Regions from separate parts of the Homo sapiens genome. Here region 2 is linked to region 1. Evidence: chromatin loops called from intact Hi-C (ENCODE). Cell type or tissue: A673. All regions are shown on one strand. Each heading gives the region's core, and the rest is flanking DNA. Links, peaks and the distances in the headings are about the cores only.

Evidence for each region. A loop is a pair of places that touch in the nucleus more often than their neighbours do. Peaks named below come from ENCODE experiments on the same cell type or tissue, not always from the same donor. Only the 100,000 strongest peaks of a DNase experiment are listed, where the experiment ranks them.
Region 2: a loop joins it to region 1, with 8 times the contacts of the local background. A loop is called at or near these places in 75 of 110 quality-filtered maps.

The regions. Positions count from the first base shown.
Region 1 is chr1:110,612,010-110,616,926 of GRCh38, forward strand. It overlaps a transcript of KCNA2 not described here. Among named protein-coding and RNA genes, the nearest start is that of KCNA2, 8.1 kb to the left of the region's middle. In A673, for the core only: CTCF peaks have their summits at 3,936 (motif pointing left) and 4,136; DNase peaks (open chromatin) are centred at 3,922 and 4,752.
Region 2 is chr1:110,523,460-110,525,959 of GRCh38, forward strand. LOC124904292 (a long non-coding RNA gene) reads left to right here and starts at 1,994. Exons shown (of 2, transcript XR_007066353.1): 1 at 1,994-2,060. In A673, for the core only: a CTCF peak has its summit at 1,194 (motif pointing right); a DNase peak (open chromatin) is centred at 1,232.

The sequences.
Region 1 (4,917 bases), core at 2,418-4,917:
TGAGAACCTGTCTCAAATAAATAAATAAATAAAATAAAAGAACATGTTAAGGAATGGCTAATGAGGGTAGTCCCTCCCTCATGGTTTGGAGCTGCTGCTCTGGTTCAAGCAGTGTGCTCGTTGTCTTACCATGAGGCCCCCTGCTGCTAATACTCAAAGGCAGTACAGCAAGGTGGTGGAAGTACAGTCACGCGTCACCTAACGATGGAGACACATCCTGAGAAATGTGTCAGGTGATCTCATCGTTGTGCAAACATCGTAGAGTGTACTTACACAAACGTAGATGGCATAGCCTGCCACACACCCAGGCTGTATGGTAGAGCCTTTTGCCCTAGGCTACAAACCTGTACAGCATGTTACTGTGCTGAATAGTGTAGGTGATTGTAACACACTGGTAACAACATTCACCCAGTTGCCCAAACCAGAAGCCTGGATGTCCTTATCAACTGTCTTCTTCCTCCTTCACCCGACACACTCCACATGCAGCCAATCACTTGGCCTTGGTGTCTGTTTGCTTCTCTCTGATTCCCTCTCCCTCCCCACGCCGCCCTGGTTCAAGCCACCAGCAGGCACAGTCTGGGTCACTGCAACCCCTGTTGGTCCTGTCTTCAGACTTGTTCCCCTCTGGTCTCTTCTCCCCACAGTTGCTATAGAGACCCCACTAAAGTGCAGGTAGGATCTATCACCTCTTCAACTACTCATTGGTGCCCTATTGCTAGGATCAACCTGCATTTCCTAAAAAGCGAGCAAAGCCTTTCATGATCTGATGTTCCCCTGTCTTCCCTCTAAACCTCCATCCTGGAAGTCCACACTGGCATCACATTAAACTGCCTCGAAAGCTCTAACTGGCTTAAAACAGACAGGTCAGGTTAAGACTTGAAGTCAGACAGGCCTGGGGTGGAGCCCCTCCTCCACTGCTTGCCATTCACATGACCTTAGGTGGGGTGTTTTTCCTCTCTGAGTCTCAGGTTCCAATCTGTAAAATGGGATTAATAATGCCCAATGCTTGCTCTGAGGATTAAATGAGATAGTGGGCACAAGGTATTTATCTCAGTGACTTCCAGGAAGGTGTCAAGAAACGTGAGCTTCCAGATGGCTCCAGGTGTTTCTGCTTTGACTCCAGCAGCCCCCTGGCCAGAATGCCCTACCTTCCTCCTTCCCTGTCACTTCAATGACTTCTTCTGACACTCAACTTATGTCACATCCTCCACGAAGCCTTTCTTAACCCTCTTCCTGGTCTCCACCCACCAACAATATGCTCCGGACACAGACCTGTCACACCAGGTCCTGAGGGGCCTGTGTCCATCTGCACGCAGTCTTCCACTAGGTGGAAGCACCCTGAGGGCAGGGCCATGTCTCTTCTGCCCTTGCATACTGGTATCTGCTCCAGGCTGGGCACAAAGAAGCTGCCCTGGCAGTGTTTGTGAACCAGCAAACACCAGCAGATGCACAGCCTCTATGGTGCCCACAGCTTAACTGCCTCTCCTTGCCTTTCAGCCCTAGACTTGGTGTCCTTAGAGGGCCCTCACTTCTGAAGAAACTTGAGTTGCCACAGGGCCAGCCAGGGGCTATTTCTGACTCCTGCCCAAGAGGCTGAGAGGGGTCAAGAGGGAAGACCAGCCTTGCACCAGTCACTACTACCAGGAGGAGGATGCACCAGGCAACCCCTGTATCAGAGGATAGCAGGGCAGGGAGGAGGGTTTCCCAGAGCTGGTGGCTCCCTCTCTATTTTATAGAGAGCTTAAGCATCTTGTTCAGGGTCACCCAGCCAGTCCAGGCAAGAACCACGGTTTGAACTCAGGCACTGTGGCTCCAGAATTCATGCTCCTATCCATCCTGCTGTGCTGTTCTCATAGAGTGGGTATACTGTGGGCTGGACCTCGTCCTGTCCACTAGTCACTCTGTGCTTTAAGCTCTCCTAAGGACCCGTGGTCTTCCAGCTTCTGCTCACACGTGCTTATTGCCTCCTACCAAGGATCATTCCAACTTTGGACAGAGCTAACTTTTCAATTGCCTTTTGTGGACCTGGAATTATCCTTCTTGAAGCTTTCACTCAGGCGTCCCACCTGTGGCCATAGAGAGCAATTCTTCCTCCCCTCCCCTGCACCTTGCAGAGATCAGCACTTTACAAAGTTGAAAACAGTGGCGAGGAGCTCCATGGCTTCTCTTCTTTGAGGTCATTATTCCCAGGTCCTCAACTCTTCCTTATATGCTGTGGCTTGAGGTCTTGCACTACCCTGGCCATCCTCGGAAGTTTTCTAACTTCAAAGTGGGCCATGTATCAAAGTCTCCAGAGGAGAACACTTTGACCCTAGTGTGGCCCAGTTATCCCAGAAGTGCAGACAGTATCACTGTTTTTGCTTCATAAAAGTAGCCTAACACAGGTTGACTCCCTAGTGTCTGCGTTATGTGGCTGAATTAGCTGGGCCTGAAGGTTACTCTAAGCCCCACGTCCTTCTTCTCTCCCTTTTATGGCCTTTGGTCAATAGAGAAGAGGAATAGAACAGAAAAACAAGAAGCAAGTTGATATCATGGAAAGGCCCTTGGCCTGCCAGTTTCTGTCCTGACTTTATTACCAGGTGACCTTGTAAGTCACTTCCCCTCTTTGGGCCCCAGTTTCTTCATCTGTAAAATGGGAAAGCTGGGCTACTTCTTATTCTATGATTCGTTCTTCAACTTTACCTGGCTGAGGAATGGGAGCCTTAAGCAGATGAATGCATATACCTCCTTTATCTCCACTGGCACCATGGGTCCTCCTACTGTCACTATTTTGCTGAGAGGACATCAAGGCTCAGAGGTCATAGGACCTGCTCAAGGTTGCATGGCTCTAGTAAGTGGCAGAGCTGGGATTCCAGCCCAGACTTTGCTGATCCCCACATCAACCGTTACCCCAACACATGTCACTGCCTGTTTAAAAGGGAGAAAGGACTTTCAAAGATGCCAAATCATTTTGAAAACGAATCCTGCAAACATTCCAAACAGTGCAAACCTGATGCTCAGTGCATCTTAATGATGTTCTCTGAGTCCAAGAAGGGTCATTACAAAGGGAACACAGGGAATCTTTGACTCTGAGGCCTTGCAGAAAGGGGCTGAAATTGCAGTGAGGAGTTTCCTGAAGTTCAACCTGAGGAAAATGACTGGCCCTACTGGAAGTTTCATGGCCTAAGGCACCCAAAGGCGACCTGTAAGATCACAGCAGGGCCCGCCTGCCACACACCACTTACCTAGGGCCTTACCTGAATGCTAAGGAAGTAGAATTAGAGGCATGAAAGACTAGGTAGAAAACAGTTGGATAAAAAAACGTGTTTGTTGAATGGAGTAAACTCTTGTGTGGACAGGCAGTGGGGCTTGCCCTGGGAACTCAAATCTGAGGCTCTGGAGTGACTCAGCCTCTCTGGCTCAAGTATTTTTATTTTTATTTCAAACATACATATTTTCTGAATTGATTAAAAGAACAAAACATCCTAAGTCCCCTACTCCCAAACTCTCCTGCTATGAGGAGGTTGAAGGTGGTCACTAGAATGGGGCTATTAGAAAGATTTTCTTTGCCACCAGATGTTCCGCTCCTGATCTTCCTTAAAGGCAATCCCTTGGCACTACTTGTTAGTGTCAGCAACAGTGATGCTTTGGTGCTTCGATCGACCCAAGTCTTTGAAGCAGGGGAGGGAAAGGTAGACAAGTGAGGAGGTGGCTAAATCATCCTGGCATTCCTGGTGTTGCAGAACCAACGTGTATCTAGAAGAGTACAGGGAAGATGACTTAGGAGTGGAAGAGAGCCTGGGGCACAAACGACAGCTAGGAGGAGGGACAGAGGGTCGGGGCGCCTGGGGAGGAGAACCTCTGTGGTTTCCTGTCCCTCTCACACTCGCAACCAGGAGTCTTGGGATGCTTGCTGTTCACCTGAAATTCTAGGCTCATCCAACAGTGCCACCCAATGGCCACATGGGTGCAGGGACGTGCCTAAGGAAGTGGAAACCAGATGGGAGGAGAAAAGAGCCTCACCAATTCAGAAAAAGAGAGACCTGAGTTTCTTTCTGCCTTGAGGATGTGGTATAGGGCTCTCCAGGGGTCTTTGGACCTGGGCAGAGCCATGCTTTAAGGGTTCTGCATGCCTCAAAGGAATTCCTCTCTTCTCTGAACTCTGGCCATTAGAATCTGCTGGGTTAAATCAGGGACTCTGTAACCTGCAGATCCCCAAGTCAGCCTGGAGAGATGGGGCATCTGTAGCCCCTGGCCCAGGCTTCACTTCCTGAGATGATGAGGGGCTGGCAATGCAGCCCCACCCCCACCCCCACCACCCAGGTTCATCTAGTCAGGGTCAGGGGCCGTGGCAGTTGTCAGGTCAGCTCTGTGGGACAGCGGGGTAGAGGGTGGAAGTCAGAATGTGGAGTGACTTCATAGGGGGCTGCGCATCACTTCCCTTCTCTTCCAGCTGCACCTTTCCAAAGTCCAGGAGCTTTCAGGAAATAAGAAAAAGTTCTTTCTTTAAGAAACATGGGACCCCAGAGTTAGATCATAAATAAGCCAGCATGGTTCCTAAGGAAAAAACAACAGAGCCTGGGAACAACCGAGCCAGGGTCTAACTGAAACTCTCCAGGCTATGTGAGAAGGATAATTCCTAACAGAGGCAGGTGCTATGTTCACTCCCATTCAACAGTTACAGAAACAAGCTTGGTGAGGCTGAGTGGCTTGCCTGTAGCCACATAGCCAGCAGCTGGGTGCAAAAGGCAGGAGCTGAGTCATGGTCTGTCCTCTAGCCCCGGCTCTAAACCAGGCATCGAGCCAAGCACTGTGGGGGACACACAGAGCGTGGCACAGAGGAGGTGCTTGATAAATACTAGTTCCTTCCCTAGAAGGATGGATAAGGAAGCAGAATTGTCAACAATTGACTCTAACCCAAGGCAGAATGAATTGGCT
Region 2 (2,500 bases), core at 1-2,500, 91 kb before region 1:
GCACAGTGCTGAGACAGTGCACCTGGCTGAAACAGATCTCTTTTCCTTGCTGAACATACTTGTACTTTCCTCCCTCCAGGCCACCATGTGGGCAGGTCCTGCCACCTGCATACTTCACTTCTAACCTCACCTGAAGGTGAAGCTTTCTCTAAGGACTCCAGGTGAAGGCACTCTTGCCCTTCTGAGCACCCCCTGGAAGTTGTCTACATTTCCTTCTCGGCATTTTATTTGATTCATGTTTTATCTCCTAGAACTTTGTCATCTTTGGGTCCCTCAGCATCTGGCATGTGGGAACAGGCTGGCCCCCTCACTGTCCCGGAGACCCCTATGCTTTCCCATCTTCTGACCTCTGCTCATTGCCCTTCCCTAACAGCCAGACAGGCTTGGGTTTGAATCCCATCTTTTTACCCACTAGGTATGTGACCTTAGGCACATCACCACCTCTGTGAACTCTGCTTTCTTCCCCTCTAACTGGGTCTAATCATACCTTTCTTTTGGATTCTTGGGGGAAAGAATGAGATAGTGTATAGAACTTTGCCTGGCATGCAGTAGGCATCCCATAGATGGGAGCTGATCTTTTTTGGGAAGCTTTCCCTGCCCACGTGACACAGACCTCAGCCATCCCAACTGCCCCTCCTGAGCCCTGTAGCTCTTCATGTTGGCAGCCAGACTGAGGATGAGGCTTTATGGTTCAGGTAACCTCTTCTCTGACTGGACCAGGCACTTCCTGCAGGCAGGGCATGGGGAGGGGCTCAGCCCTGTGCTTCTCCCAGAACAGACCTGCAGACATCTGTGGCTAATGTCAGGGCTGTGGACCTGGCTTTTCAAGGTCACAGAGCTATACCAAGCAGGCAGTATCCAGAACCCATTCCATGGCCTTTCCCCATGGGTCAACTTTGGTTGCCTAGCAACTCCAACACCTCCTACACATTCAGGTGAGGCAGCAGCTGTTCCTTAGTCAGAGAATGGTTGAAATAAGTAATCATGCAAAGACAACAGTGTGTACTGCATCTCAGGGCCCCAAGGCCCCGGTGACAGGGAGCTCAGATGTCGCAGGGCTGGAAGCAGGTAGGAGGATGAGGGGGTGGGCAGGTGGGCCTGGCTCTCCGGTCCTTGAGCAAATGAGTGAAGGACTGAAGGAAGGTGGGGGTGAAACGCAAACCGTGACACCTCTTGTGACTGGACAGAAGAGGGCGCTGCTGTCCTGCTGGAAGCAATCCCTGGGCCATTCCGAGGACCCTTTACTTACCTCTTTGATGCCGCTTTTCTTTCACTTTAGGGTCGGCCAGGCCTCAGGTCTTGCAGATTCTCCCCAGTGAGTGGCTCTCAAACCTCACCCTTTCTGGTCTCTGCCCCTCTTAGAGCCAAGCCCCATCTCTTCGGCTCATGCTGAACCACGGCCCGGCCGGAAGAGTGTGGATTCTGTACCTCTCTGTCTCACGTGGTCGGGATTATGTTGCCTCACTCTCCAAGAACCTCAGTTTCCCCAACCAGGGAATGGTAAGATGGGGTCTTAGGCAAGACTCGCTGGCTCTGCTGCTCACTGTAGCCCCTCTGGTCCCTCGAGTGCCCAGCTCCTCCAGCCTTTCTGAGTGGAAAGCAGAGGTGGCGATGTCAGCCTTAGGGCCATGGAAAGGGTAGAGCTGGAAACTGAGAGCAGCGTCCGTCAGGAGACCTGAATTCAGTGGGGAGGTCAGCAGGCTGGGTGTGGGGGCTGCCCCTCATCCAGCCTGAGGCAGGCTCTCCATCCTGGTCAGGAGCACAGGCTCTGGGGGCAGACAGGAGGGCCAGCTCCCAATCCTGGCTTGGCCACTTAGTGTCTGCGTGACAGAGAACAAGTTACTTATGCTCCCTTCACTTAGGGTTCTTCGTCTTTACAGTAGCCTTGCTAGCACCTCCCTGGAAAGGGTGTGGTGGGAAAGTGATGTCACATAGAAAGCACGCAGCGTGCAGTAGGCACTCAGCAAATGCTGGCAGCTGCTATCAGTTGGGCCCGGTCAGGGACCATGGGGGTGGGGATGGCCATTCCTCCTTTTCCTGTCCTGCCAACGGTAAAATGGGTGAGTTTCACCCTTACTAGTATGGCAGCCAGGCCCTTTCAGAGGCTGTCCATGCTGATGCTGAGCCTGCTGGGACAGGCATGGTCAGTAAGGGGAAGGCCTCGGGGACCGATGTGCCTGGGCCATCAGAGGCTGGGTAGAACTTGTACGGCCCGTGCTCTAAGCCCCTCTGTCTGTGGTGAAGCTGCTTCCTCCTGTCCTGCTGTGAGGGGTGAGGTGGTCACTCGGTTACCTACACTCCTGCTGACCACACAGTTCCACACAGGATGTGAGCCTCACGATGCGCCCTAAGGAAGGTGGCGATTATTACCCCCATTTAGCAAATAAGACAACTGAGGTCCAGAAAGCTGTGTGATTGGCTCACAGTCCTTCAGTCACTACGTTATAAAGCTGTGACTCAAACTCACGTTTCTGTCACAGTCCCACAACAGCAGATCCAC